Linked DNA regions of Homo sapiens: all the other regions are linked to region 3. A link is a loop called in an ENCODE intact Hi-C map of the cell type or tissue named here. Cell type or tissue: PC-9. All regions are shown on one strand. Links, peaks and the distances in the headings refer to the core of each region. The heading gives the core; the rest is flanking DNA. Region 1 has its middle 220 kb from the start of LINC02484. Region 2 has its middle 750 kb from the start of LINC02484. Region 3 overlaps LINC02484 (long intergenic non-protein coding RNA 2484).

Region 1 (10,972 bases), core at 5,148-7,647, 130 kb before region 3:
AATGTAATCTCCATTAACATTTAGGGGTTTGTTCCTCCATGGATATTTCTATTTAGCACAGAATAAGTAATTTTTTCCTGTATTTTATAAAAGTGGCATCTATCTTTAGCTGCAGTTTGAGTTCAGATTATTTCACTTATTTTTCTCCAACAAGTTTTTTATAAGTGGCTTAACTTTGCTGTAACCATCCCTTATAATCTTTCTTATTGGAAGGAAATACTACAAAGCTTTGTGATTGTTGCAAGTTTGGGTATAATTGCAGTTATGAGAGCAAATCTTAATGTAAAAAAAGAAACTTCATTTTTATATTTAAATATTAACCCAGTGGGTTATGATCTGAGTTACTTCAAGTTTCTTGGTGTTACAACCTAACTACCTAATTTGTTTTTCAGATTTATGATGCTTTTTGAGTAACTATTGATAGCCTCCAAGAGTTAAAGATAGCTAGTGGCTGGATATTTTCTCTTCAAAAACTTTACTATCATGAGCTGTGCTATAACAAAACCCAAGTCACAGATTATATTCTGACATATTTGTTAGCAAGCAAACATGTGTGCACTCCATACACGTGTGTGGACACAGCTGTGCAATCTTTTCTGCAATCCTGACGAAGTCTCTCATTTCTGACTTTTTTAGACAATCAGGTAAATTCTTGGTGTGGACAATTTTTTTCAGCATTCAATTATCATTTAAAAATTATCCTGTGACAAAATATTTTGCTATTTTGATCCAAGAGAATGCGGGGTTCTAAGCCTAAGACTCCATTCTGATGAGGGCTTCTGGTTTCACTAGACCTTTAACTTATCAGAATTGAAGTTTCTGCAAGTATTTTTCCTTATCTGCATATTTTTACTACTGATCATTACCAACAAAAAATCATTTCTAACATTCATTATGTTAATTTATAAGCCCCTTAATGTTGATTGGACATAAAAAGAGTTGTAGCATTTATTTCTGGAGGAAAGTTTTTAATTAGATCTTTTAATACTAAATCAGACCAGTATGGAGATGATCAATATCTATATCCATATCTATATCTATATCTATATCTCTCATCTACATCTACATTTTGTCAACACCTTTATTTATGCCTATACACATATGCATTCTCTATATTAAAACATCTTAAATTGTAAATAATATAAAAACTGAGAGTTTATTTTTGGTACTTTAGGCTAATTGACATCTTCGTTCACAAAGTCCATTGTGGACAATCAGAAATAAGGTGATGCTGTTCCTAAGATTGTCCAAGGATCTCCTGTTAACTTGAATTAAGGGAAATTCCACTCTACAGGATTTTCACAGAATACTAGCATCTTATGTCTCTGCCCTGAGATAAACCTCACACAGTGTGCTCAGATACATGTTCAGAAGGACTTTTCTCCAGCTGTTGGATATTTTTGCAGTGAACAGCCCTCAACTCTTAGTCATTTCAAGAATTGTCTCAGTGAAGAAACACACCTTGGCCAATGTCATATTAACTTCCTATGGTGGCCACACTAAATAAACATGGGGTATAAAAAGGTCTGGTCCTCTTTCCCCTACTAGGAATTACTTTGAAGGGCCTTTTTAGATCCAGAGGTCCCCAAGGAGCCTACATGGCTGTGCAATTTCTCTACCTGGAAAATCGTACCTCCTTCCCTCTTTTACAGATGTTGATTCTGTGCTCGATCTCCAAAATCTGACCTCCATGCCAATCTGTGTCAGATTTTACTTTTCAGAAAACCCAACGCTTTGTCATTACTCACCTGTCAATAAGAGCCATAATACACTTCAATTCATAGAGTTAAAACACTGCAGTACCACTTATAGCATATTAATGTCTAGTTTCCCTGTAATGTTCTATGTCATTCTCTTGAGATCAACTCAAGCTCTCTGAAAGCTGGGGTAAAATTATTTTTTCACAGCTCCTGATGCTTAAGGTAAGCATTTATGCTCTTTACATTGGCTATAGCTAAGAATGCATTTTCTTACTTAAGGCTCACATCCATATTATTATTTATATTTCCTTTTTTATTTTATGTCTATTTTGGAGAAGTATAAAAAGTTTCAATAATTCTTTCAGGTCATTGAATTAAGTACATATCTGAGCTGGAATGAACACTATGATATGCTGTGTAATCAAGGTAGAACTGGAATTTTAAAACTTATAACATATATAAAACACTCAAAAATTGATTATATGAACTACAAATTTCCCATGTGCTAAAAGCACAACTTCCTTGGAAGTATCAAAAGAGCCTACAGATCTTGAAGGATTTAAAAATGTTCTGCTTCAACATTAAAATATTATCTATGTGTCAATCATTCTCTTTGATATATGCCATTCTTAACAGAATGGAAGTATTTAATATTTTCAATGCAAACAGTAAAATGTTTACAGCTAAAGATACAACTCTGTGTTAATTAGACAAATAATTTGCAGTAAAATGGGTTTGCTTAATTTTTTGTTCTCATAGCAAAACGATTCTAGATTTTATGTCCCTTTCGGAGAGAATCTTAGTTGTTCTGTTTAATCTACCAAACAGAGCAACGCATTTTTATTGTGGAATATTCATGTTAATAATATATCAAAACCAAGATATGTACCTGGAAAGAACAAGTAAAACAGTACCTGCCCAATCAGAATTTGCCATAGAAGGAGAAATTGGAAGCTCATCTGGGGCCAAAGAGAAGAAAGTGATCTGAGAGAAACCTCAGGAAGAAGAGCCAAAATGGGCAAGGTGCCAGAGTAACTGCTAGTTTCCACTAAGACATACAGTTTTGCTTTTGTTTTTCCAGTGTAGAAAATTAAGATGTAAGGTCTGAGAAACTATGAAATCAACTAGCTTTGGCATTTTGAATTACAATAGAATGCAGCATAAAATACTCTAGAATAGTGAAAAACAAACAAACAAAATAAACCTCATACACATTAGAATGGAAAGTTTTGAGTTTCCAGAATAAATTATAAAACCAAAGAGGTATTTTAGTTTTGAGTAAAATACATCTTTATGTTTAAACAATGGTAAAGTCAATTCATTCAAAATGTTGATGTGTGTATACACACACACACATTCACACCACACAAACATGTACACAATATGCCTACATAAATACATATTAAAGAAACTAGAGGTTTTCCAAAAGCATCCACTTTTCCCATGTGACATTTGAGTCAATTGAGACAGGGATGCAAAATCAGGTGAGAGGAGATGAAATTAACATTTTTATTAGAGGCGAATGTTAGATTGAAAGACATGGCACACATGTATGTCAAACAAAGTTGCAAATCTCTTAGTAAGTGATGGGGGGCAGAGCCGTGTAACTGTTTTGTACAGCGAGGCTTTATTAAAGAAAATGAGAAAAGAGCTGTTTGATCTGAGCATGGTCACTCTATTCACCCAATTACATTAATCACATAGCTCATATCTTATCTAGTGAAAACACAGAATAAAGGTCGATGACAGGGAAAGACTGATTCCAAAGTTACTTTGCATGGAACATGACAATTCCAGAATAAGTGTCCACTCGTGCATGTATCTACATGGATTTTTATAGATAGAAAATTCCTCCCAATGTTTTCAATGTTCTCTGTTTTGGTTCAGAATTTCTTATTGGCAGGGCTTAATGAGAGGGTAGTGGAAAAATATGTTGTATGTGTTATTTGCATATAAACCATCTAATATCTTAGCATTCCTTTTTTGTATTAATCATATGAATTCATGGTATTCGTATGACATTACAAGCCACTATTCTCACCTATAAGTAGATTAAATGTTAAATAAATGTCAGTGGGCCATGTAATGGCCTTTGTTCATAACTGCAGATTTTAGTGTCAAGAAGAAGAGCAGTAGATTTTGCCTCATCTTTAGCAAGCAAACTTATTTTTTTGAATAAAGGAAATGGAAAAGATTCATAGTTTCAAACTATGATTAATTTAGCATCAACATATTTATTTATCTACAACGTATTCAATCAATAAATGTGTCTCAATTTATTAATTCTCTCCTGGATACCAGATAATTCAGTAATTACTGAGAATACAAAAAAGGGATACAATATATATTACATAAATTAAGGAGATTGCAATATAATCTAGTGAATGCTTAGAGGAATGTTTATTTTCCTTCTGTGTTATTATAGGAATATAATCTAGCTCCTTCTATATAGTGGAGAGAGATTTGAAATGGGCATCATTGCAGTCTTTTCACCCCCTCACTCTTCCACATAATAGAAGTAGTGCTAATTGGAATAAGCAAAACCTAGAATGTTAACTGGGATATGGGTTTATTAGGAGATAGAGTCACACTAACTAGTAAGGTCATTAACTCTTATGCCAGAAACTGTGTGCCAGTCAAGCAGTCAATACTCCAAGGAGCTGGATAGTAGCTCTGACTGAGTCTTCCATATGGATCGAATTCACCCACTTCTTATGGTCTACATTTAGACTTGGAGTAGGAGGCTTTATCATTGGTCTTTTACCCCTTTTATTAAGAAGTACTGCAGGTTAGGGATTATTGCATACTTGCCTGTAATAAAGCCAATATTTTTGATGCTTATTGGTCTTTATCTTTTTTTCTCTTTATATTTTATTACTTTGAAGACAGCAATGTGTGATTTGTATCAAACTAAAACATACTAGGGAACATACTGGAGAGGGTAAATGTAAATTAATAATTGTAAATATAAAAATTAATGTGTGTCTATTATTTTAAGTTAGGTTTTTTGCTGAAGAGTCTCAGGTTTGAGAATCAGAAGTACCTGGAAACGGTCATAGACTTTGGATGGCAGACAAAGTACTTTTGGTTATACAGATAATGGGAATTAATGTTTGTACAGTACTTATTACAGAGCACCTCTATGTTAACTGCTTTACATAGAATATCTCATTTACTCCTCACAACCAAATGCACATAATAATGTTGGAAGCAACATCTTAATAAGTGTTTCAGATGCACTAGGACTATTCTAAGTAATATACATAAACTATCACATTTAGTTCCCCAAAGTGCTACGTGAGGTAAATACTGTTATAATCTCTATTTAACAAGTGGGACACTGAGGCATAGAAAATTAAGTAAATTGCCTAAGATTACACAGCTATTACTTCTAAGATGTTCTGATGTCAGGGGATCTACGACAAAATATGATTTACAAACTCTCATGAGCATACAAATGTAGCACAATTGATAATCTTAGTTTTAAAATGACAAAGAGAAAGCCAGAGAAACATCAGAGAATGGAGGAAAACAGAAACTAACTTTGAAATCTTGGAGGCCAAACTATTCTTATGTGAAAGGAAAAAGAAATATACCCAGAATGATATAGCTGGAACTAATGGCTTTCAAATGTGGAGCTAGGAAAGAGGATGATATTTTATTCATGACAAAATCAGTGAGGATTTCTAGGGCTCAGAGAACTCTTAACAGAGGAAAAAAAAGAAAATCTCAGAGTATACAAAAATGTTCCCCTAAAGGGAAACTATATCCAAAAAGTTATTGAGAGGCAGTTTCTCAAAGTTAAGATAGGAAGTCAATAACAAAGCAGGCAACTAGAGAAAATCTATTACATGACTAGGATCATTATATTTGCCACTTCTACCACATTTGAATGGATCTGTGAAGGGAAAACTGGGAATTCCAGTTAGAATATCTCAGAAAACAGTGATTATAAAAGTTATACGGTTAGTATAGATGAAAACTCGGATTTATAAAGAAACAAGACATTTATATGTAGCAAGTGACTCTTCATAATAAGTGAGTCTCAAACTAAGTTAAAATTTGGGCTAGTGGAAGGATGTTCCCAGTACAGAAGTGTCCTACAAAGTCAGGTTAAAACATTAGAATTGGCTTCAGCAATAGACATTTTGTGCTGGCCTACAACTTTTTTATTTCCTGTTTTATATTACAGAAGAATTTACTAGGCTATTTTTGACATAGTGTGCTAATAATGACTATACTTTAAAAAACTTTTTCTCTTAAAGCAGAAAGAAAAAGCATCTTCATCTTAAAAGATTTGTATTGTCAATAACTATACAAACTGAGGAAGGTCTAAGGAAGAAAATAAGGTGGTTCTCAAAGATGAAGAATAAATCAAGTTAATCTGATAAAAATGTGTAGATAACAGAGAACTGAAAGCTGTTGGACATAACTGTTTTGCACTTGGACAGGTATGAGTCAACTGTTGCCATAGTAATGTTGCATAACAAACCATTCCCAATCTCAGTGGTTTACAGCACAATCATTTATTCTTATGCAGGTCACCAGGGCAACTCTGGTTCAGTTGACCCAGGATTGGTTTGACTGGGTGACTCTTCTTCAGGTTGTGGATCAATTACCCCTGCATTAGGCTGTGATTAGTTTTAGTTTGGGTTCTAGATTGACGGGAATGTGCCTACCTCGGGCACATGCCTCTCAGAGCATAAAACCAGATCACAAGCCTATGTAAGAACTCTGCTTTAAAAACAAGTGTTAACATTTCATTAGCCAAAGCTGGTCAAATATTCAAAGTCAATATCAATGGTACAGGGATATATATTCCACTTTCAGTGGGATACAGAAATAAATAAATATTTTCTAAGCAATAATTTAGACTATTATAAGACAATAAAAGGTTAAAAATGATAAAATTTCAAGAATTCTAAGACCAAAATTCTTTCAGATTGAATAGATGTTCTGGATTAGAGAAACTTTACTCTCAGAAGACAGAGTTGATAGAACCATTATGAAGCACATTAATCTGGCAAATGGAGTCACAGATAAAAACAATACAAAGCTCACTGATATATTTAGAAACAAATATGGTCAAAACGACTACGTCTTGTATCTCTTAGATTCAGGAAATAAATCCCAGAGCCATGGAGAAAATCTGTATTTAAATAGATCTAATCATCTAGCTCAGTGGACTTTAAATTTCACCCAAGTGCTTTGGTTAGCCTAATGGAACTTACTCTACAGAGAATGAAACTGTTGAGTGAATGAGACAGTGGGTGCTACAGGAAATAAACAAGGATGTTAAAAGACAGTTCAAGTGAGAAATGAGGGTGGGGTGACATTGACTAGATTTCTGAGACCTTTAAATTAAAAGCTTCCGGCAGTCTGAAGAAATGAATTCTAAACATATATTTACCTAATAGACAATACAAATAGAAATTGTAAGAGGTTAGGTGATGACAGTGTGAAATGCACGCATGACTATAGGAGAAAATGACAGAAGGAAGAGAGGATAGAAGTGGGGTTAAAAGGAGGAAAGGAGAAAGAAAAAGGAAGTAAGAAAGCCAGGAAAACTAATGGAAAATTTAGGTAAATCTAAAAATAAGTTAAAGGTAGAACTTCTTAGGTTTTTATGACTAAGTTGACAAAAAAGTACATAACCTAAAAACAGTAAGTGTGTGTATGTGTAGATATATACAGAAAGAGAGTAAACGGCTAACCTCAGACTTCTTAAAATCTACTAAACTGAAAACAAGTATTTTCCTTTCTAAAACTGATCCAAAAATCAAGTAATTGTAAAGAAAATATTTATAAATATGCTTACATTTAAAATAACTTTTATTCATTAAATGTGCATATAAAGAGTAGAAAGATAAAGAGGAAGAAAATAATATTTGTAATGTTTATATTTGTTTATAATACGGAAAAAAACCCTAATACCTAGAAAATATAAAGAACACCTATCTTTATGGAGAAAAAGCTAGACAATCAAAAAGGAAGCAAAATACTTGAGCAGGCAACCCATGTGCAGACATGTGCACACACACATTAAGGAAAATAAATATCTACATGAAAAGATATTCATTTCATTAGAAATAAGAAAAATACAAATTAAACATCAAAAAGTAATATTTTACTCCCATCACAGTGGGGAAAAGGTAAAATCCTAAAAATGCCAAGTGCTGGCAAGCATACTGTGTACTAGGAAATTCCAAATATTGCTAGGAAAATTTTTGCAATAATTTTGGAAAATTATGTAATATTATTTAAGAAATTTAAAGATGAACATAGCATATAACTCAGCAATTCCACTTCTGTGTATATGTCATAGACTTGTACTGTTCAGTAAAGTAGCCAGTAGCTGCATGTGACAATTTAAATTAAAATTTAGATAAAATCAAATTAAAAATTCAATTACTTAACTCAGTTACACTTACCACATTTTAAGCACTATGTAGTGACATATGGTTTGTGGCTACCCTTTTGGACTGCACAGATAAAATTATTTTAAACATATGAACACTGAGACATTTACAAGAATAATCTTTGCAATATTGTTTATGACAACCATAAACTGGAAATAACTCAAAGGCTCAACAATTTTAAAATGTATAAAATAGTTGTAGTATATCCATACAATTCCATACTCCAAATAAAATGAAAGAAAGTGCTACACATAACAGAGTGGATAAATATTTAATGAATACACTTGTTAAAATTGCATTCATGTAAAGGTCAACCAAAACAGAAAACAAAACAAAACCAAAATTCTGTTATATGGATTGGCATGGAACACGTGAATGGGAAATTATCTAAAAACTCAAGAAATGACACATCTAGACCTGCACACACACACACACACACACACACACACACACACATACACACACACACACACACACACAGACAGAGAAAGAGAAAGACAGAGAGAGAGAGAAACAGAGAGAAAGCGAGGTAATCAATATGAATAAATGAATGGTTGTTTCACGCGCGTCCATGTGAAGATACTACCAAACAGGCTTGTGTCAGCAACAAGGCTGTTTATTTCACCTGGGTGCAGGCGGGCTGAGTCCGAAAAGAGAGTCAGCGAAGGGAGATGGGGTGGGGACGTTTTATAGGATTTCAGTAGGTAGTGGAAAATTAGTCAAAGGGCTGTTCTCTGGCTGGCAGGGGCGGGGGTCACAAGGTTCTCAGTGCGGGGGACCTTTTGAGCCAGGATGAGCCAGGAGAAGGAATTTCATAAGGTAATGTCATCAGTTAAGGCAGGAACATGCCATTTTCACTTCTTTTGTGATTCTTTAGTTGCTTCAGGCCATCTGGATGTATATGTGCAGGTCACAGGGGATATGACGGCTTAGCTTGGGCTTAGAGGCCTGACAGATTGAATATTGAATATGTGAGGAATCCATATTATCCTAAACTTTCCAAGGTCGGATAACCGTCTGGGATTGGGATGGAGGGAAAAATAAGTTTTTATTTTATTTTATTTTACTTCAGATATATTATGTTTAAGGAAAGATCAGCATATACAAGTTAAAATATTAATCAGGCAGCTATAAATTTAAAGCTGAAATCACAGAGATTGGTTTGGACTGGATTGGTAGATTTAAGTAAGGATCAGCCATATAGGGATAAGAGTTGATGCTGTGAGATTAGGTGAAATTCTTAAAAACTAGGCTCTAGGAAGAACAAGTCATAAAATAAAAGGAGACAGAAGGAAGGAAAGACAAATCCTCTTAATGGACTTGTAGCAGGCTGCCCAAAGACATTAACTCTGCATGTATTCAGTGCACCAGTGCCATAGCCTTCCCATACTACAATGGAATAAATAAATCTGAATCTCCCCAGCTTCCAGGAAGAAAAATTGACACTGAACCTCTGCATGTTCAACTCTTTATTTTAGAGACAAGAGAAATAATTTCTAATCTTTCAAAGTCAGCTGAAACTTCAGTTCCTGGGGTAACCCTTCATTTTCCACTGCCCTTGGTCTAATTCAGGCATGTTAATAAGGCTCTTTTATTTTCTTTGTAGCAATAAGCATAGATTGGAATTAAAAATCTACGGTATGCACACGACTGCTTTACTATGATTGCCTCCTCCATTAAGTTCTACAAAAGCAAGAAAAATGTCAGTTTATCTCACCATTTTATCTCTGGCTTCTGTGCAGAAGAGGTACAAAATATGTATTTGTTAAACAACTGTTCAACAGAATAAATTAGTTAGAACTTTGTCTGTTTTCATGTGTGGCATAGCTGTGCATGATTCCGTCGGTCCTGTATTGACTGTTTGACAAAAAATGTATATAAAGGAAGAGCAAGGATCCAGTGAAGTAAATCCTTTCTTTACTTCTGAGGTTTTACTGGACATTTCCAATAATCATGAACATATGTACATAAAATTCCTCTTTCTACAGGGTGCCAACACAAGGATATAAATGCACAAATGTAAAAAAGAGGAGACTCAAGTCTAGGTAAAAACATAAACTATCAATAAATTGAATTCAGTAGTCCTTGTCTTCTCTTTCATTTTCTCCACATTTAAAGGCTGGAGCTATCACACATAAGGGCATTTTACCCTATGTCTTCAATTGTAGAACAGATGGTGTTAAAATAAACGAGCATCTCTGAGAAGTGGGCTTTAAGTTCCAGGAAGGTTTCCTAGGGATGAAAGCTTAAATATGATTTTCTCTGGAAGAGGGGAAGCTATTGTGGATACATTTCAATTCATTCCTTACTTTGTGGATATCAATTCTGAAAGGAAAGGAGACTGCTTTTAGAATTTTGGAAATATTATTCATTTTTTTCCTTTGTATTTGCAGGGTTAATTGTTAATTGTTGTACTAAGCCCCAATCATTAAAGGTTTACAAAATTAAATGTGAAGATTAGGCATTTACCAATTCCCAGGCTTAGATATAATCCAGGATGTACATAAATTGAAATTGGCATATACATGCCTTCAACTCTACCAGATGTTCTGAGAAGTCTTTGGAAACTTGGGGATTATCACCATAATATTGATTTGGTGAAACGCATGTGGCTAGATATGTCAGAATAAATAGGTTTGTTCAGTATTTTTTGACAACGAAATTTAGAAAAACTCATATAAGCTCACACCGCATGTCTTTTAAGGCATTTTGCATTCTGTCCTTTTTGCTAAGATCAGATGATTTAGGGTAGTATATTTCTGACTTTAGTTTTGGATAAAAGTTATAATTTTCACAAACATTTTATTTAAGATTATATATAAATTAAATTTAAAGAAAAAGCAGTGTTCAAAG
Region 2 (10,972 bases), core at 3,227-5,726, 840 kb after region 3:
ATGACAACATAAAAAAACTCAAGGATAGAGCCCAAAAATTCGCCAACCAAGCAAATAATTATGCTGAACCCCCTTGGGCACTCCCTAATTGGATGTCCTGGGTCCTCCCAATTCTTAGTCCTTTAATACCTATTTTTCTTCTCTTATTCGGACTTTCCATTTAGTTTCTCAATTCATGCAAAAACGCATCCAGGCCATCACCAAGCATTCTATACAATAAACACTCCTTCTAACAAGCCCACAATATCACCCCTTACACCCAAATCTTTCTTCAATTTTCTCTCTCCCACTCTAGGTTCCTACCCCACCCCTAATCCTGCTTGAAGCAGCCCTGAGAAACATCACCCATTATCTCTCCATACCACCCCCCAAAATTTTCGCCCCCTCAACACTTCACCACTATTTTGTTTTGTTTTTCTTATTAATATAAGAAGACAGGAATGTCAGGCGTCTGAGCCCAAGCTAAGCCATCATATCCCCTGTGACCTGCATGTATACATCCAGATGGCCTGAAACAACTGAATATCCATGAAATAAGTGAAAATAGCCTTAACTGATGACATTCCACCATTGTGATTTGTTTCTGCCCCACCCTAACTGATCAATGTACTTTGTAAAAATCTCGCCCACCCTTAGGAAGGTTCTTCGTAATTCTCCCCACCCTTGAGAATATACTTCGTGAGATCCACCCCCTGCCTGCAAAACATTTCTCCTAACTCCACTGCCTATCCCAAAACCTATAAGAACTAATGATAATCCCACCACCCTTTACTGACTCTCTTTTGGGACTCAGCCTGCCTGCACCCAGGTGAAATAAACAGCCTTGTTGCTCACACAAAGCCTGTTTGGTGGTCTTTTCACATGGACGTGCATGACATTAAGCTGCTGGGACTGATGGGTGTCAGGGTCAGTCCAGGTAAAAGAAACAGAGGCTGGGACGAGGGGTGTAGGGAAATAGTGAAAAAAGCGTCTTTAAGATCAAGAACAGAATAGTGAGTCATAGAGGAAGGTATTGAGGACAAAAGAGTGTACGGGTTGGGCACCACAGGGTGGACAGGCAAAACAATTTTGTTGATAAGGCGCAGATCCTGAACTAACCTGTAAGACTTGTCCCGTTTTTGAACAGGTAAAATGGGAGAATTGTAAGGAGAGTTTATAGGTTTTAGAAGCCGATGGCGTAGCAGGCAAGTGATAACAGGCTTTAATCCCCTTAAAGCCTGTTATGGGATGGGATACTGGCATTGGGTGGGGTGATTAGGTTTTAACGAGATAGTAATGGGCATGTGATCGGTTGCCAGGGAGGGTGTGGAGGTGTCCCATACTTGTGGGTTAAGGTGGGGGGATATGAGAGGAAGATGTGAAGGAGGCTCTGGGTTGGGAAGAAGGGTGGCAATGAGATGTGGCTGTGGTCCAGGAATAATCAGGGAAGCAGATAATTTGGTTAAAATGTCTCGGCCTAATAAGGGAACTGGGCAGGTGGGGATAACTGAAAAAGAGTACATAAAAGAATGTTGTCCAAGTTGGCACCAGAGTGGGGGAGTTTTAAGGGGTTTTGAAGCTTGGCTGTCAATACTCAGAACAGTTATGGGGCCAAGGGAAAACAGGCCCTTCAAAAGAAGGTAATGTGGAGTGGGTAGCCCCCGTTATCGATTAAACAAGGGATGGACTTACCCTCCACTGTAAGAGTTACTTGAAGCTCGGCATCCTTGATGGTCCAGGGGGCTTCTGAGGTGATCAGGCAGCATCAGTCTTCAACTGCTAAGCTGAGGAGATCTGGGAAGGAGTCAGTCAGAGAGCCTTGGGCCAGAGTCACAGGTTCTCTGGGAGTGGCTGCCAGGAGAGTTGGACAGTCCGATTTCCAGTGGGTTCCCTCACAGTTGGGACACAGCTTAGGAGGAATCCCAGGTTGTGGGCATTCCTTGGCCCAGTGGCCAGATTTCCAGCACTTGAAACAAAATCCTGGGGGAGGCGGTCCTGGAGGAACACCTGGCCACTGCGGTTTAGACGTTTTGAAGTTCTTGTGTACTGGAAATGTGGCTGGGATTTCTCTCACAGTGGAGGCAAGTAATTGCAATTCAGAAATATGTTGCTACTTGGCTGCCTCTATTCTATTATTGTACACCTTGAAGGCGAGGTTAGTTAGGTCCTGTTGTGCGGTTTGAGGGCCAGAATCTAATTTTTGGAGCTTTTTCTAAAGTCGGGAGCGGATTGGGTAATAAAATGCATATTGAGAATAAGACAGCCTTCTTCTGGGGTCTAGGACAGTAAAGCGTCTAAGGATTGTTGCCAAATGGGCCATGAACTGGGCTGGGTTTTTATATTTGATGAAAAAGAGCCTAAATGCTAACTGATTTGGGAGAGGTTGGATGAAGAAAAACGAGAATTAACCCTGACTATTCTCCAGCCACCTCTTTAAGAGGAAATTGTTGGGCAGGTGGGGGAGGGCTAGTCGCAGAACGAAACTGTAAGCCAGACCAGGTGTGAGGAGGGGAGGTGATAGAAAGATTTTAGGGTGGGGGAGCAGAGGCTGAGGAAGAATTGGGACGTGGCTAGGCCTGGCGAGGAGCAGCCTGGGGGAGAAGGGGAGAGGTCAGATGAGTCCGTAGAAAAGAAGGATTCAAAGGTCTCAGAGCTTGGAGTGGAGACTGAAGGAACAGACAGGAGAGAAAGAATAAAGATTTGGGATCAGTGGCATTGGGAGCAGAGAGTAGGGAGGGACCAATGCGTAAAAGAAGGCCTGGATGTCAGGCACCTCAGATCATTTGCCCATTTTTCAATAAAAATTATCTAGATCATGTAGGATAGACAAATCGAAAGTGCCATTCTCTGGCCACTTGGAACTACTGTCGAGTTTGTACTGGGGCCAAACAGTATTGCAGAAGAAAATAAGACGCTTAGATTTTGGGTCAGGAGAGAGTTGGAGAGGTTTTAATTTCTTGAGAACACAGGCTAAGGGAGAAGAAGGAGGAATGGAGGGTGGAAGGTTGCCCATAGTGAAGGAGGCAAGTTTAAAGAGAAGGTTAGAGACACGGAGAAGTGGGGTGGGGAGTAGCCCTGGACTGCAATGTGGGTGAGCAGCCAAAGCAGGCGTCCGCGCAATTGACTTACCACCATGGGAATGTGAGTGAATGACCAAGGCAGGCGTCCCCGTGGTGATCAGACACCAATGGAATGTGAGTGAATAATCAGGCAGGCATCCCCACAATGATTAAACACCAAGGGAAGGCTGTCTTTCTGAGTCCGTGACCTGTGCCGGAGTTTTGGGTCCACTGATAAAATGTGTCTCCTTTGTCTCTACTAGAGAGGAAAAAGAACAGGAATTGGAAGGACAGGGAGATTGAAGGGTAGCGAGAGAGCCTGGAGAAGAGAGTGAAAAGACCGCTTACCCAATTTGAAATTGGTGAGATGTTCCTTGGGCTGGTTGGTCTGAGGACCCAAAGTCATAGGTGGATCTCTTCACGGAGTGAGGATGAGGACAGGAGACTGGTCTCCCGAAGGAGTCCCTCTGACCCAGGTCTTCTGCACCAAATGTCTCACGCGTCCTTGTGAAGAAAGTCCACCAACAGGATTTGTGTGAACAGCAAGGCTGTTTATTTCACCTGGGTGCAGGTGGGCTGAGTCCGAAAAAGGAGTCAGCGAAGGGTGGTGGGATTATCATTAGTTCTTACAGGTTTTGGGACAGGCGGTGGAGTTAGGAGCAATGTTTTGCTGGCAGGTGGTGGATCTCACAATATACATTCTCAAGGGTGGGGAGAATTACAAAGAACCTTCTTAAGGGAGGGAAATTACAAAGTACATTGATCAGTTAGGGTGGGGCAGAAACAAATCACAATGGTGGAATGTCATCAGTTAAGGCTATTTTCACTTATTTTGTGGATGTTTAGTTGTTTCAGGCCATCTGGATGTATATATGCAGGTCACAGGGGATATGATGGCTTAGCTTGGGCTCAGAGGCCTGACAATTAGCAGCCAGATGCTAATGGCACTATCTGAGCAAAGTAAATCTGATAAACTGGCAAAGTTTAATTGTTGGCTCAATACAGAACTTATATTCTAAAAAATTGCATTGTCTTTCCGGATGAATTTATGACAAGTTGTGGAATTCCATTTAAACAGAATGTTGAAAAATACTAGCTCCTAAGAAAAAACTAGTTATAATACCTGCTGGAGGGACAAAGGACAATTAGTGATGTCATGTCTCTGACAGTATTTCATCCTCCATGTTTCTCACCTTCAGGAAAGAATAATCCTCATGATAAAAGGTATATTTTTGTATTTCTTTTCCTCATTCATTTGTCTCTATTGTCACGTATTTGAAGTCCCTGTGTAGCATGGAAAAAGTCTTACTTATATTTCATTGCATGGATTCAATAAATATTTGCATATTTTTGACAGTTTTATTTCAAGTGACTGTACTATTCAAAATGTATTTGTCAAAAAAGACTCAAATATAAACATATTTACATTAATATTATTAATTGAATTTACCCATACACATTAAAACTAAAAGGTTAAATATGAAATGATCTTCACTCTATTTATTTAGAATTAATTGCTTCCCTATTATTTAAAATATAATACATGCATGTTTATATTTTTTAGCCAATGTTTCTATAGAGTTCCCTTAATACTAAAATTATTTTAAAATTTAAACATCAGAACATTTTTCCATTTCTGCAAGACTACTCATTGCTTTTACTGGACATATTTACATTTTAATTATATTTTTATAATTTATCTGTTCAACAGCTTATGGTTTATAACATTTTAATACAATTCTAACTTGGCAGAATCAAAATTAAACTAGAGAGTTTTTGAAAACTCATAACCTGTCAACTTTAGAGAACAATTCTAGTGAATAGTCAAATTATATACCAAAACCAAAAATATCCAAGGCTAGAAGAAGATTTAATTGGACATATTGTTAAATATCTAGAAAGTTTACTCGAATAGCAGTTGAGCTCTAATACAAAAACTGTATTTTATTATGTCATCTATTTTGCTTTTATATGTATCTGGATTACACATGTTCTTGACCTGTATTCCTGTCACAAATAAACATTTGGTATCGCTAGTTAGTACAGAAAAACATGAGAAATGGTTGGAAGTTAAATTTATCTTTGTATTTTGAAATACACATGGAAACAAGAATAACTTCTTCAGTATTACTTATTATGCAGATTATAATTTCACAGTTGTTTTCTCACATCTATTTCATCGAGTCTCCTAATAAAAAATAATAATTCTAACACAACTCTAACAGTGACTGAGCTGCCAAAAATATCACTGCCAATGAATTAAATCATGTTGTTTACAATAATTTGCTGACTCTTAATCTGAAGAAAGTACTTTGTGGAACTAATGGTGATGCTAATTGTGCATTTCTATGCTCTGAAATGACAATGATATCATAACAAGTTAATCTCATTTCAATGTGCATTTCGGATGCAAACCACAAAATATATTACAAAAGACATTTTGATTAAAGTTTGCTAAAGGTAAAGTTTTTAAGAAAACAAATGTTTCTCATTTATTTATGCTTGTGAATCTCCTATATACATGGTCTTTTATTTGTGGGGGAGAAGGGAGATTATGATAAGTGATTGATACAAAAAAGGAATAAATATTTATTTTGATAGCTACACGTAAACGTATACTGAGGCCTATGTGCAAATTTTAATTAGAACATTAACAGTAAAATGTGATGACTAATTTTGCAAGGCAAATACTATCCTGCAATTTGTAGTATGTATTGGCAATAATATAATTTTTTCTCTTGATTATTTAGTAGCTAGATTTTAATTTAGTTGATTGTATAACTCACTGACTCTTGTTATCAATTATTTTGGTTACTTTTTAGCGTACATACCACATGAAAAGCAAGAAAAGGTAAAGAGCCAAAAATTTAACTTATTAAAAATTTTCATTTTTATTATTTTATTATCCTTTCAATTTTTAGCAATTCTATCATTATGCTTAGTGACAAAGCAGAGTAACATGAAATTTTTTTTAAAATCTGCAAACTAAAAATTAGCATGTTTACAAATACCAAAATAAATCAAAATCAGAATGAAGAAACAGCTTTTTATAAAGAAATGTAGGAATCAGATTTTAAAAAGAAATCAAAATAGCAACTAAAATTGTTTTCTCAAACTTCTGGTCATACTTCCAACAGGACTGTTAGATATCTCCTAGGTAGGCTGTCACGGGTTTCTCTGTTGATGATTTCCAATTACTTTTCAGAATTGATAAATCGTTGTGTTGAACTTTAAATTGTGTCCAAAACTTAAAATTTCTTAAGAATAAAGTTAAACTCAGATTATTTAACTTATAAAGATTCTTCACATGTATGGTTTCATTAAATCTATATGACTTTATTAGATTTGTCCAACAATCCTAATTGTAAAAATTAATTACATAACTTGATTTCTCAAATATATGTTCTTAGGCTAGCTTTTTTTTCTGAATTTTCTAAGCCCTACATGTAATAATTACATGAGCTAATAAATTACAAATATTTTAAAATTTAGAACACACATGTTTCCCTATAGTGTGTTAAGTTTTTATTAAATACATGCTCTCAATTTAAAGCTACATCACTTAATGAACGTGTTTAGTTTATTCAAAGTGAAACTATGCAATTCCTGTTGACCATAACATTACACAGGTTTTAATAGAAATTTAAACAATAAATCCTTGGATCCCATACTATATAATCATACTTTATATAAATAACTACTTTTATTTCATTCTCTCCTATATGTATGGTTTCTATTTATTTTACTAGCCATTTGCAATGTTTAGGACCTATACATTCTCGCTGTGTTCTGAGCCTTAGGGTGGATTGTATTTCTCCCTCTCTCTGCTAAATATAATTGTATTAGTTTTCTACTTTTGTGCAACAAATTAGTAAAAAATCATCAGGCTAACTTAATACACTGTTATTACCTCATAGTTTCTGTTGATCAGATAAATCTGGGCATGGGTAAATCAGTGTTCTGTACAGGGTCAGGCTGAACTCAAGTTGCCAGGCCCACTGTATTCTCATCTGGAGGCACCATTGAGGAAGAATCTACTTCCAAGTTAATTCAAGTAGTTGGCAGAATTCATTTCCTTGTGAATACGTGAATGAAAGCTTCAAAGTCTTGTTGGCTGTTGGCTGAAGGTCATCTTCATGTCCTAGAGGCAACTGTAGTTTCAAGCCAAGTAGATTTCTTTATTGTCTGCTTATCACATCAAACATGCAAGGACATTCTTTGACTGCTAAATTATAAGATAGGGTACATGATTTAACCTACTAAGAGTGACATTACGTCACCTTTGCCATATTTTATTGGTTATAAGAAAGTCTCATGTCCCACTCATACTCTGTGGGAGAGGATTGTACAACAGCATACACATCAGCGAGTAAGGAGCAATGGGGATCATTGTAAGGTTTGTCTGCCACAATATTGCTAGCATTAGGTTTTATTGTAAATTCATTTTATCTGTTTGAGAAAGTTTCTTTCTATACCTAGTTTATAGAAAGTTTTTAATAATGAATGGATATTGAATATATTAACTGTTTTTCTGCATCTTATTAATGAGCATATAAGTTTTAGCCTTTAATAAGTAAAGGAAGTGGTTTACGTTAATTGATTTTTGGATGTTAAACTCATGTAGTATTTTGGGGATACATTTCATATTATAATTCTATATAGTACCAGATTTTACTTGCTAATATTTTATTGAAGGTTTTGAGGTGAATGTTTATGATTTGTATGTGTCCTTAATTTTATTTCTTGTAATATCATGATAATCTTCTCATATAATTACAATGTTGTTCTCATACAACAATTTTAAAGGTATTCTCTCATGTTATCAAAGAGTTGTGGAAACATTAATATTGCTTATTTCTTAAATGTTGGATAGGATTTATTGGTAAATGCTCATTTTTTTCACGGTAATGTTTATTTTTGCTAAGTATACTTACGTAATATAAATATAATCTTTCAAATTTTCTTTTGATGAGAATTTTTAGGGTATGCAATTTTTTATCCGTTCATTTTTAACTACCCTTTTTCCTTTGATTTAAAATGGGATTCTATTGGCAGTGTAGGGTGTGGCATTGTTTGTTTTTTAATTTTATTATGATAATCTCTTTTTTTAATGGGAGTCATTAGACCACTTACTTTTAATGTAATTTGTTGCTTTGTTTGGACTTAAGCCTGTCTTATTTTTGTTATTTTATTATCTTATATATTCTTGAGTCCTTCTCCTTAATGTTTTGCCTGCCTTCTTTTAGAATAGTTGATTTTTTTATGATTCCATTTTATCTTCAGCCTTGTCTTGGTAGTTTAACTACATTATATATATTTTTATTAATTGTATTAGAATTTACAATATACAAGTTTAATTATAACAATTTGCATTCTAATAATATTATGTCATTTAATTGCAACTCTATGCTCCCATTTTCTCTTCCCAGTTCTGTGTAATGGTAGTTATACAATTTTCATTCTGCATATGCTATAAACCCCAAAATATATTTTTTTAACTTTACATAGACTCATATTTTAAAATAATAAAAAAACAGGGAAAATGCTTATATATACATCCAATATTCTCCATGTCCTTGTGTAAACCCAAATATCTATCTGGCAATATGTTTCATAAACTGGAAAACTGTTATATTAAAGTATTTTTCATAGGGCAGATCTACCGACAATGAATTCTCTCATCATTTCTCTTTGTATTTAAAAAATTATTTTACCTAAATTTAAAAAAATTGATTTTCTAGGCTATAAGATTTTGTGTTGACAGGTTTTCTGTTTTTTTATACTTTATAATTTTTGCTGTACAATCTTCTGTTATTGTTATTACTACAATTTTACTGTGATTTTTTATGTTTTCTTAATTTCAATATATTTTTCTCTTTTCTTCTTGGTTTTTAGCTGTAGGAATTTGATGGGCCTAGATATATTTTTTCTCTGTGTTCATTGTTTTCTATGTTTTCTGAGTTTTACACATCTGTGATTTGGAATCATTCAGTAATTTCGGAAAATAATGAGCCATTCTTTTTTCAAATATTCCTTCTACTCTGTTCTTCCCCCTTTGCCTCCTAGGATTCTAGTTACATGTAGAGGATTTATTACTTCTCAAAGCCTTTGGGTCCTTTATTATGTATCTTTAACTTATTTTCTCTTCTTCATTTTCATTTTGACCATTTCTAGTAATTTATAGTGAAGTTTGCTCATTTTTTCATCTTCTGTATCTGGTCTTGTAATAAACCCATTGAAGAAATTCTTCACTTCTGATAAAAAAATGCGTTATTTTAACATTTGCCTTTCACTGTGTTCTGGTTTCCAGCTCTCTTCTCAGAGTCTTGTGACTATTTGGAATTTAGTTTACCTAGTTGCCTTGCAACCTCAGCATTATGAAGAGGTCAATAATAGTTTTGATTTCACAGATTAACAATTTATTTTGCCATTAGAGATGGAATGATGTTTTCTTGCAACTTTCTACATTTTAATGAGAAAAAAACTCTTCAAAGTTTGGCTTTAATCTGTTAAACCAGATCCAGTGTATCACTAAAGGATTGGTGTTCACCTTTCTGAGGTTTCAGCTGAATATCAGAAAGGTCACTAATGTCACTCCATGCTGGTTCCTGGGAAACCAAACAACTCCCAGCATTTTGCAACTTCTATAATGTCTGTTCACCTCAGAGCTCCCCGATACCATTTCTCACTCAAAACTTGCAGAGTCTTTTCCTGTGCATGCATAGGCTATTATTGAGATAAACAATGAAAGAATTACTTATTTCAATTTCTGGACCTCCTCTTCTCTAGTACTCTGCCTTACAAAGTCTAGCAACTTTAGCCTCCTCAACTCTGATCTCTGTTTCTTCATTTCAGTGGGACCACCAGGATATTCTTGGACTTTTAACTTCCTGCATTGCAACATTGTAAGTGTGTACAGGCCTAAAGCTGAGAAATTTTTGTGTGTTTCATTTTATGTTTTTCCTTCCCATAGGATTCATAGTTCTATGCTATCGATTGTCTAACATAAATGAAGTTGTTTTTCATATGCTTTTTATCAGTTTTCTAATTGTTTATGAGTGGAAGGATAGTCCAAAATGGTTAGTCCATTAGGACTTCAAGCTGACTCTATCATTTATTTATCTTAATAATATTATAAACAACTTTAATAGTGAAACAGAATCTGGCACAGATCTATAAAGCCATTGCATATATCTTTTTTCATTTTTTATTTTATATTACTTGCCTCTACAAACACTATTTTAAATAAAGCAAATGCGTTCAAGTTTGAAAATGAGAACGAAGACTCTGTATCTATCAAATGTTTTCTTCCATTCATTTATTCTGGATAACCTATCAAAACAAAATTAAAAACAAATACAAATGCAAAACCATGGAAGCCAACTATCCACTACAGAATTCAATCAGAGCTCAGAACTTAGTGATAATATCACAAAAATCTTATTTTACAGATATTTAAACCTGACAAAATAGGTTTTTAAAAGAAAATTAATAATGGCTTTTGCTGTTAGATATGGGATTTAACTTAATAGAATTTAGTTGTGGATCCTGTTGAGTTTTTTCCCATTCTTTTTCTAAAACAAAAATGTCATTAAACATAAGTCAAAAAGAGAAGAAAAAGTAATTAAGAAGCAAATATCATAAAAATTTATTTTGAACTCAAAATAGCCTTAACTTCGATTTACAGAATAAACTTAAAAATGTTCCATTGAGTAAATACTTCAAAATCATATTTGTATTGTTTTCATAGCCTAATTGAAAGTAACAAGTTTAGTGTAGATCAAATCATAATTATATCCATAAATATTAATTTACTATATCATATCACAGATTTCTTAAGCTTGTGTTTTTGTATTCATGTCAAAATTTCAAGCCATAAACTTATAGCTTACAACCTGTTAACTTGCATAAAGTAGGAGGAGAATAGTAAATTT
Region 3 (10,972 bases), core at 4,622-7,121:
TCTTCAACAAAGTAGAAAAAAGAAACAAGCGTAGGGAAAAGACACTGTATTCAACAAATTATGTTTGGATAACTGGCTAACTTTATGCAGAAGAATGAAACTGAACCACTTCCTTAGGCCATATACAAAAATCAACTCAAATGGATTAAAAACTTAACTGTAAAACCTAAAACTACAGAAGCTCTGGAAGAAAACTTAGCAAATACCATTCTGGACATAGGTCCTGGCAAAGATTTTATGATGAAGACACCAAAAGCAATTGCAACAACAATAAAACTTGATAAATGGGACCTAATTAAACTAAAGAGCTTCTGCATGGCACCAAAAAAAAAAAAAAAAAAAAAAAAAAAAAACCCACTATCAATAGAGTAAATAGACAGTCTACAGAATGTGAGAAAATATTTGCAAACTATGCATCTGACGAATGTCTAATAATCAGTATCTAGAAAGAACTTGAACAAATTAACAAGCAAAAAACAAACAGCCCCATTTAAAATTGGGCAATGTATATGAACAGACACTTCAAAAGAACACATACATATGGCCAACAAACATATGAAAAAATGCTGAATATCACTAATCATTACAGAAATGCAAATCGAGACCATATCCACCAGTCATTATGGCTATTATTACAAAGTAAAAAAAAAAAAAAAAAAAAAAGATACTTGTGTGGTTGCAGAGAAAAGGGAACACTTATACACTGTTGGTAGGAGTGTAAATTAGTTCAACTATTGTGGAAAGCAATATGGTGATTCTTCAAAGAGCTAAAAGCAGAACCACCATTTGAACCAGCAATCCCATTACTGAATATACACCCAGAAGAATATAAATAATTCTGTCATAAAGACACATGCACATGTATGTTCACTGCAGCACTCTTCACAATAACAAAGATGTGGAATAAACCTAAATGCCCATCAACAGTAGGCTGGATAAAAAAAAAATGTAGTAAACATGCACAATGGAATACTATACAGCCATAAAAAAGGATGAGATTATGTCCTTTGCAGCAACAAGGAGAGAGCTGGAGACCTCTATCCTAAGTGAACTAACACAGGAACAGAAAACCAAATACTGCATGTTCTCACTTCTTACTGGGAGCTAAACATTGACTTCATAGACACAAAGAAGGGAACAACAGACACTGGGGCCTACTTGAGGGTGGAGGGTGAGAGGAGGGTGAGGATTGAGAAACTATCTCTAGAGTACTATGCTTATCACCTGGGTGGCAATATAATCTGTACACCACACCCTAGTGACATGCAATTTACCTACATAACAAACCTGCACATGTACCCTGAACCTAAATAGAAGTCAAATAAAAATAAAATAAAATAAAATAAAATAAGAATAAAATTGTTCCCTCGGATGAGCAATATTGTCTGTCTTTTATCATAGATTTCAACTTCACACTCCCCCCATGTTGCTCTAATTAGTGCCCGTTCCTACACAATTTTCATCTGTTTGCTTAGTATCTTCAAAATAAAATAACATATTTATTACTCTATCATGCCTGAATATCACACTGGGAATATGAAAAAGGAAATTTTCCCTGGAAGAACCCAAGTATACTAGAAAACCTGGAGTACTAGAACTCTTGTCCAGCAATGGTCGCATTAGACTTATGTATTAATTGCTATCACTATTCAGGAGCCCAGGCTCTAATCAAAATGAATGCTTTAGACAAACATCATCTTGTCTGCAATTATCTTTTTTTTTTGTTTTTCACTCTCTTAGAGATTAATAAGGGCATACACCTGAGAGCAAAGGAAACAAGTTAAAGTTAGTGTGACCAGGAAAGGAGCACTTGAAAGGGGACTATTTAATTAGTAATCTTCCATGTAGGAAGATAGGAGGAAGAAAAAGCTCAAATGATATTTCTACATATATATGTATATATTTTGACAATTATGACAAATATCCAATTTCTACTTTATAAATTCTTGTTGAAAATTCTAATTACCACATTAAAGGTATTCTCTTTATTCATGCAGTGTGATGGTAAAACCACAGAGTTAACTAAAAACAATTGTGAAGAAAAGAAATAGTATTTTACCACCAAAACAAATATGTCATTCAAATAAGTTGCATCGTCTAACTTAATAGGTTGCTATGCAATGATATAATGAGAAAAACCTGTAATGTATGTCTTCATAATATTATAGATGTGAATTAGAAGTTCTTCAACCCTTTCTGTACTGGTCCTTTCTGCACTGGAGAAACAGTTGCCAACATATTCAGCTCTGTTCTCCTGTGGATGCTAAGGGGCAGGTTTTCATTGCAATACTATAGTTACGTGGAATATATCCTGAGGTTGGTGACATTCAAAATCTCACATTTAATTTGAGTAAATTCTAGCAGGAATTCTCATTTGTTCCCAAAATTGTTAAGTAACTCTGTTATTTGTTCTGACCTCGGATGAGTGACTTATCCTAAGCTCTGGCTATTGGGTTCCAAGGACAAAAAGTCTAGGTATGCTATTTAATTTGAAATTTTGAATATAACCCAAGTAAACTATCATGTGGGCCACTTTACTCTTTAGGTGGAATGTGCATAGATGTTACATTTGGACTGGACACATCTATTATTTTGTGCCATAAAAGTAATTTAGTTTGTATTGTGTTTTATTGTTTCCTCACTGACCAAAGACATTCTTGAAAACACCAACCAGCTTAGTTCTCCTCAAACTGGACATTGCCATTCCTCAGTACTGCACTTTATTAATGAGACATTATTTTTTACAGAGCCACAATAAAAATTGACTGCCTGGGTGACAAACAGGGAGTTCTCCCCTTTGGATGCCTGTGGCTCTGGATTAGCTCACTGGGAAACTCTTCATTCCATTTTGGCTCAGGTAATGATTACTGAATATGCAAGAATTTCTTCCTTAGAAACAACCCAAACTTTGCATCACACCTCTGTGAAGAATGTGTTCTCTCCTATTAGAGCTATTTCACTGCAACAGGTTTATATAGTTTTAAATATAATTGTATATAAATATATATCTTTTAATTATATAAATCTGTTGCAGTGAAATAGCTCCAATTTACTGTACATGAATCTGGTAGGAAAGGGACAATTGACCCGATGGCTAAAGACTGATTTGCAATAAATTCTGATATTATTGGCAGCTATTGTAGCCAGCAACCATTCCCTATAATTTACCTTAGCTCTGCTGAGTATAGATAGATAGATAGATAGATAGATAGATAGATAGATAGATAGATATCATATAACATGTAATAGATACATCTTTATATATTTATATGAAATCTGTCCTTACTTAAAAGGGCACCCCTTACCTGTGCTTCAAAAGTTGTCAGTACTAGCTCATTTTTGGAAGAACCTCAGAAATCTGAAAGTGAGAGTTAGAATTTTGAAAAAATGTTCATAGTCTGACAATCATATTTCTACTGAGGGAAGAAAATTTATACTCGATGGGGAAAGGTATTGTGAGAGCTCTTCAATATCTGCTCTAATACTTCAGTTGCTCCAACAAAGAAGAGGAGAAGTGAGAGGTTCCCATGGTGAGGAGGGGAGAATAAATAGAACATGCTTGGTTCAGCATATCTGAGTACTCTCAGTCAGACTGCACTGACCCTCTGGTATTTTATATATACTCACTGTTATTAGGGAATCTTTATTTTCAATCTGTTTCAAAATGCAAAGGGAAATAAAAATATGTTTTTATTGATTTCATGAAATCCAAACATTGGTTACTCAAATCCCACTTTAAATGACTCAGACTGCATATATTCTTCAATATGCAGGAATTTTAAAAATTTAAACAGAATCAGCAATAGCTAAAACAAGACTTTGCAATTAGGCAATTTATTGATGCTGCAAATGCTAATCATATATTTTGCCCCAGTTATTACACACAAAATTTAATTGGCAAAATAGTTACCAATAGACAAAAGTGGATTATTTTATACACCTAAAATTACCATCATAGGTTGCAAAACTTTGCCCTTCTAACCATGTGGTGCTTAGAAGAAAGAATTTATAATCAAAATAGAAATATACTTCCAAATTTTTTATGTCTTCAGTTTTTTTTTCATCATGGAAATAGTAATAGAATAAATATCAAATTCTGGAACCAAATTTTGTGGAATTGCTGTCTCATTACATAGCTCTTTAACTTTCAAAAGTCAGGTTTTGGTAAATTTCTCCATCTGTAAAATGACAATGATAATTTATTTTAGCATTTAATAAATAGTCTTACTGGGTATTTATGAATATTAAATACATTAATTGTATAAAGCTCTAGGAATACATGAATATACTATGGAACATAATATTTGTTCAAAAAATGCCAACAATTATTAACATTCACTGAAGGTTTATAGAAAACTTATAAGTAATGTTGGACATTCTTTCAAATGATTGGAAACAAAGATAACTTATGAAGTCGGTCACTCCTTTTCTACATCAGCAGTAGATAGGTTTTTCTTAATATCCACTCTTTAACTCAATACTGAAAAAAAAGTGTGACAAAGAGCTCAAGGCTTATTGAATTAAAGGCACCTGATACCAATCTATTTTAATGCAATTATTTAAAATATGATAATTCAAACTCATTATTTTATTCTGTTTATTCATGCCTCTTTGATAAATCAACCTAAAAGTTTTATTTTTTGTATCATTTTACTTGCCATATTTTAATTTGAGAATGTTATTTTTCCAGAAATTTCCTAGAAAAGGTAGGAACCATCTAATTATACTCTATGTTGTTCAAAATAAACCATAACAACTTATTTATAGACAGAAAAATATGACACCTGGACTTAAAGCTCCTGCCTCATTTCTTTTTCTACTACATCATCATTAAAGGATTGCCAGAATCAAAGTTCTCATATTCTAATTTGGGAGATTTTGTCATTGAAATATTTTTTACAAAAAAAAAATTAGAGGTGGTATATGAATTTATACTTCATTTGCATTTTTCTGTAATTAACAACACAAGCTTTATATTTCAAATAGTTCATTGGAAAGGTAGTTTTTCTTTCTAACCACCCTTCATTTCCTAATGTATAATTGAGTTAAACCTGGTAAACATTTCTTTTTTTCCAGGTGTCAAGATGTTAAACTTTGTCAATAGAGGACTCTGCAGGGACACTGTGGATGAAAGGGTCTACTCTTCTTCACTCCAGGACACATCTCTGGACATGCTCTTCTAGTGCATGACAACCAACAGTATATCACAGCCAGCAGTGAAAGACTGCCTAAAATATAATCTACTTCTCAGGAGGCAGTTTCTTCCAGTATATTTGAAGAACGCTTTCAAGCTGTTTCTTCTATACAGAATCTAAGGTAACTTCATACTCTGGTGGGCCACAGGTAGGGGGTTCTTCCACATCTGTTCCTTCTTTAGAAGGTCTGCCTCAGCCTCAAAGTTTGTGGCTGCTTACTCCATATGCTATTCCTGAATTCTTTAGAGTTGTCTCTTTCCCATAATAGCTAATCCCCTATGAGAGTTTATAATTCCTTGTATTAAACTTCCTGTGTTCAAATTATTCTGTGGTTTCTGTCTCTTGGTTGAATGTTGACTAATAACAGTTGTGGTATGAGGAAGTAGAGGGGTTCCTGGAGAAAGATCTGAAAAGATGGTATTTGGACATTGGTTTACTCATGCCCTTGGGCTTGAGCATATTGGTGAAAACTTTGCCAGAAGGAAACAGAGTGCTAAGTAATCTATGGCATGTAGTGGCATACCAATTAATCAAGACATCACCTGTGCTTGATTGTGATCAAGTGCTGACTGAATCAAGTCCCATGGAAACTCAATGGCTGCCATAATTTAATGTACAGAAAGTGACTACAAAGACTATGCTGTGGCCAGAATTTCCTGAGTGACTTGGAACGCTTACAGAAATGAATGATAAGCTCAGGAATTTAGACGTCAACTCATGACTAAACCAGAGAGATTTCATAACAGTCCTAAAATACTATCTTATTTATTAGGGTCATAAGGTTGATACCATCAAAAACCAAATGCAAAATTTAATTATGTCAACTGTGAATAGCAAACTCCATGGTGTCACCATCCTTAAGTGTTAAGTTTCAAATATTGATTATGAATGATTGTTCAGTTGTAGAAATAAGGATTTCCTTGGCTACTCTTATTAACTTTTTGTTTTGTTTCTATATAAGTACTCAATTTCCTGTTTTTTTCTTCTCTGTTCTTACTCTTTTACAATAGAAGGTTGATGGCTATTAAAATGAAAATTCATTGTCATTGATTGCACAATGTCAAGATGGATTGTAATTGAGGAGGAGTGAACATTACTCAGAAATGGAGGCAGTACTTAAGAGCTTTGTTCTTCCTTTTACGTGAGGGTGAGCAGTTGTTTATGTTAGGATCGCCAGGTTGTGTTACACAGGAGCATTTTTTGTTTGTTTCTTATTGCTGTTTGGAGGCTTAAGAATGGGAAGAAAATATGTGTGAGGGATGATATATTTGGATTGGCTTGCTCAACATCCATTCAAACCTGCTTATTGTGTATTTTCTTATATTGCAGAGGCTAAAAAGCTAAAAAAAAAAACAAAACAAAAACAAAAGCAAGCCCACACACAGTTTTCCAGATTCTCTTGACATATCTAGATGTGATTTTGGTTTACATCATTCATATCACTTCTGGGAAATATTGGCTGCTTCACAGAAAAGCAGAGGTGGTAGACTTAAGATCTGGCCAGTGTTGCAGTAACGTTCAGATTTGGCAGGCCGTTTCCTGATTGCAGCAGAAGCACTGGCTGTCTCAGCATCCCGAATGTGTCCTGTGAGTTTTGAAAGTCATTAATGGGAGAAGGTCAGCGTAAAGTCTGTTGTTAGTCATTCTAAATATTTTGAAAGGTCATCAGTATCTGTATTAGTCTGTTTTTGTGCTGCTGATAAAGACATACCCAAGACTGGATAATCTATATATTAAAAAAAAAAAAAAAAAGAGGTTTCGTGGACCCACAGTTCCATGTGGCTGGGGAGGACTCACAATCAAAACGGAAGGCAAAAGTCACGTCTTCCATGGTGGCGGGCAAGACAGAATGAGAGCCAAGTGAATGGAGAAACCCCTTATAAACATAGCAGATCTCATGAGACTTATTCACTACCATGAGAACAGTATGGGGAAAACCGCCCCCTTGATTCAATTATTTCCCACCAGGTCCCTCCCACAACATGTCAGAATTATGGGAGCTACAATTCAACATGAGAATTGGGTGGGGACATATCAGTATCCTATAATAAATCCCATATCAGTATCCTATAATAAATCCCCATCAAGATTAACCCTGGATCAGGGAAGAAATTATTCCTGTTAATGATTTGAGAACAACAGACAAGACTTATGAATATATGTGCCATTACATTTAAGTCTTCATGTTCTTGGCATGTTCTAGGCAGTTGGTTTATGCTTTGCCTGCATGTGTTTCCCCTCATCAATCCTCCAAGTCATGTCATATCTAACTCCTCCTTTATCTGGATTGCTTTAGGTTTGGGTCTATAGCCCTTATGAAATACTTTGGGCACTATTACATCGATGTGATATTACTTTGGAGGCTTTTGATTCTACAGAACCATTCTTTTTTATCATGAAAACCTGCAATTTGCCTATCAGAATGTTTGCTTTCACAATTATCATTTATGATGTGCACTTCAAGGTGCTGTCTGAAGTCAACAATTTATAATAAAATGTAGAGAACATAAATGTTCCGTTTGATACATTTTTTAACAATTGTATACACTGATGTAAACACTATTAAAAGATGCGACTGTTGTATTACAGGAAAGAATGCTTCCCTGTGCCTTTTCTCTTCACACCACCACCACTACCACCGCCACTATGGTCACTGTTTTGATTTTATCTTTTTTTATTATTCCTAAGCTTAACATAAATACAGTCATAAGATGTGATGTATTCTTTTGTCTCTGGCTTCTTCTGCTCAACATGATATTTTAGAGATTTATTCATTCGGTGGCATATGTCAATTGTGTGCTTGTTTTTTATTAAATAATATTCAATGTATCAACATGCCACAATTTGTTTATCCTATTCTACTGCTGATGAAGTTTGGGTATTACACTTTTGGGTTGTTACAAATAAAGATGCTATAAAATAGCTTTATGGAAATTTTTCTAGATTAAACGTCTTTAGAAGACAGTTTAAAATGTCCTCTGCGATACTTTAGGTTTCACCTAGTGCTCAGTAAAGGTCTGCTACAGGTTGGTCAAGGAAATGGGGAGAGAGATTGCCCGAGGCACCAAAAGCTGTGAGTACAGCAGAAGAGCAAAGGGAATTCCTCATTCTGATGCTGGTGTCAGGGCTATAAATCACAGCTCTCCACAGCCTTTTCCATGCTCATGTCCCAAGCTCTGCTGGAGAGGAAGTGGTAATGCTGCCTTCATTGTGTTTTACTAGATTCCAAAGAGGAAAATGAGTGGAAATAAAATAGAACTTATTTCATTTTTATCTGCTTGAGTAGTCATTGCTTGCCCTCAGTGAAGACACACTGAAGTGCCCTGTAGGAATACAATTGAGCTTTCCTACCTTGCACTAGGTTTCAGGGGCTGCCACTTTGCAATAGAATACCAGTATGGCTGAAAACACGCTCTTTCTCTCTCTCTTTTTAAGAAGAGCTTTATTGAGATACAACCAATATACAAAAACTGCACATATTTAATGTATACATTTGATGAATTTGGACATAGGGATACACCCATGATACTATCACCACAATGAAGGTAGTAACAGACATATTCATCATGTCTAAAAGTTTCCTTGTGTCCCTTAGTTGTCATTGTTGCTCTTTGTTTTGTTTGCTTGCCTTTGTGGTAAGAACACTTTACAGGAGATCTATTCACTTAACAAATTTTCAAATGCATAATGTAGAATTGTTGACTTTAGGCACTATGCTGTAAAAAGATCTCTAGAATTAATTCATCTTGCATAAGCTGAAACTTTATATCAATTGAAAAACTCCCCATTTCCCTCTTCTCCCAGCTCATTGTCAACACCATTCTAGACTCTTCTTCTGTAAGTTTGACTATTTTAGATACTTCATATAAGTGGAATCACGCAGCATTTGTCCTTCTGTGACTGATTTATTTCATTTAGCATGATGCCCTTCAAGTTCAATAAAACTGTTTACAAACAACAACAGAAAAAGAATTTCTCTCATGTTTTCTGGGCCTTCCCCAGGCTTTAGCAGTTAACGACCATCATGCCTGAGAAAGTTTTCCCTCATTTCTCCTGTCCTGCTCCCAGCATTTTACAGCAGCTTCTTTGCTCCATTTTAAGCCTCTATTTCCTTGTGTGAATTTGTCTCCTCTCTCTGTCCTGTCCCCTAAGCCTTCAACAGGCCACTATCTTCCACTTGAAAAGGCTGTGCAACCCTAGGAGGGGTCCCTCAGATCCCCTTCCCACACTCTGACTGACCTCTGCATGCTACTGCCACCCACCAAGCAGACTCAAAAAATAGTCTGCAAGGCCATGCAAACCTTGTGGCTGGACTCCATAAGTTTCCAAACCATCATAACAGCTTATATATAAAGTACGGCTAAAGATTTCTTAATGGTGCGGCTGGCTTCTTCATCAGTTATTTACACTAGGTTTCTTCTCCTTCCACCCCTTGATCAGTAATGAAAGCAACTATTGGTGTTCTGTCTCCTAGTAAGCATGTGTCACTTTCTGGACTTGTTTTCATTTCGTTAACTTCTTGTTATTTTTTGTTATATCTTCAGTTCCATTATAGGATAAAAATTTAAAAAAATATAAATTTCTCTCTCATTCACCTTATTGGTATCAGTTATATGGTGAAATTATTAATGATTTCTTGTGACTTTCTACATTCCCACCTGAAGCAGGTGTCTCTTTTTATGTCATTTTAGTCTTTCTATAGTAATTCATTGTAAATAACAGACTAGACTCATTGCTTTGTATAATTACTACCACATGGCAGATATTCAATAAAATGATTTTGAATGTCAAATGAATTCATCAAATCAACCCTACATTGTCATACATTTCTATTTTTAAACAAGTGTCATCATTTCACTATTAAATCTGTTGCTCTGAATATTATCTTTAAAATACACTTCTGAGTCATTTTTTAGGTCACTTTATATTTCAGAACAGTTGATATCAAGGGTAAAAAGAACAGCATCTTTTTGTCACTTCCTGTTTTCTGAATAAAAATAATTTATTTTCTTCTGCAAACTTAATTTTTCCCACAATTGTACTTCAGTCAAGACTTCAGACTGACATTTATGGGGACTAGTCCATTCTCAACCTGTCCCCTGTCATCATAAGAAAACAAAGTAACTATCAGCAATTGTCTGTTTCTCATCTCTCTCTCCTTAAGATGTTTGTAAGAATAATAGTACTATTTAAATGTTAAAGTACTGTATGAACTTAGAAAAAAGCTTCAGAGACTCATTCTCAGGTAGAACCTAAGCTTCTAAATATAGTTGGTGTCCCCATATCCACAAGTTCTGCATCTGCATATTCAACCAAGCATGAATTTAAAATATTTTGGAAAAAACAATAAAAATAACAATACAGTTAAAAATAATGCAAATTAAAAAATATATAACAACTATTTACATAACACTGATCTTGTGTTAGCTATTGTAAGAAATCTAGAGAGTTTAAAGTACTTGTGAGGATGTGCATAGGTTATATGCAAATAATATTACATTTGTATAAGGGACTTGAGCATTGGAATTTTGGTATCCTCAGGGGTTCTGGAATGCATTCCTTGTAGATACAGAGGGACAACTGTATGTTAGGTTTCTGTTCTTGCTGAAAAGCTTTATTATCATTGAATCTCTTAAATGAGATTTCTTATTACTAAATATCACTTACATGTCATTAATATAATAATAGGGTCATTATCACTGAATAACATTAAATGTGCTTATATAAATGAAGCTAGAAATTGATGGCATAATAAGTTTGCCAGAGGTTTTTGCTTT

What was found. A loop is a pair of places that touch in the nucleus more often than their neighbours do. Peaks named below come from ENCODE experiments on the same cell type or tissue, not always from the same donor. Only the 100,000 strongest peaks of a DNase experiment are listed, where the experiment ranks them.
Region 1: a loop joins it to region 3, with 4 times the contacts of the local background. A loop is called at or near these places in 1 of 110 quality-filtered maps.
Region 2: a loop joins it to region 3, with 9 times the contacts of the local background. A loop is called at or near these places in 1 of 110 quality-filtered maps.

The regions. Positions count from the first base shown.
Region 1 is chr4:34,040,608-34,051,579 of GRCh38, forward strand. No RefSeq gene overlaps it. Among named protein-coding and RNA genes, the nearest start is that of LINC02484, 220 kb to the right of the region's middle. In PC-9, for the core only: no CTCF peak of the experiment used is centred there; a DNase peak (open chromatin) is centred at 6,184.
Region 2 is chr4:35,018,295-35,029,266 of GRCh38, forward strand. No RefSeq gene overlaps it. Among named protein-coding and RNA genes, the nearest start is that of LINC02484, 750 kb to the left of the region's middle. RefSeq lists an enhancer at 2,995-4,194. In PC-9, for the core only: no CTCF peak of the experiment used is centred there; no DNase peak of the experiment used is centred there.
Region 3 is chr4:34,175,820-34,186,791 of GRCh38, forward strand. The region is part of intron 2 of LINC02484 (long intergenic non-protein coding RNA 2484); the gene reads right to left. Among named protein-coding and RNA genes, the nearest start is that of LINC02484, 88 kb to the right of the region's middle. RefSeq lists an enhancer at 4,702-5,901. In PC-9, for the core only: no CTCF peak of the experiment used is centred there; DNase peaks (open chromatin) are centred at 5,782 and 6,282; H3K4me3 peaks cover 669 bases; H3K27ac peaks cover 2,500 bases.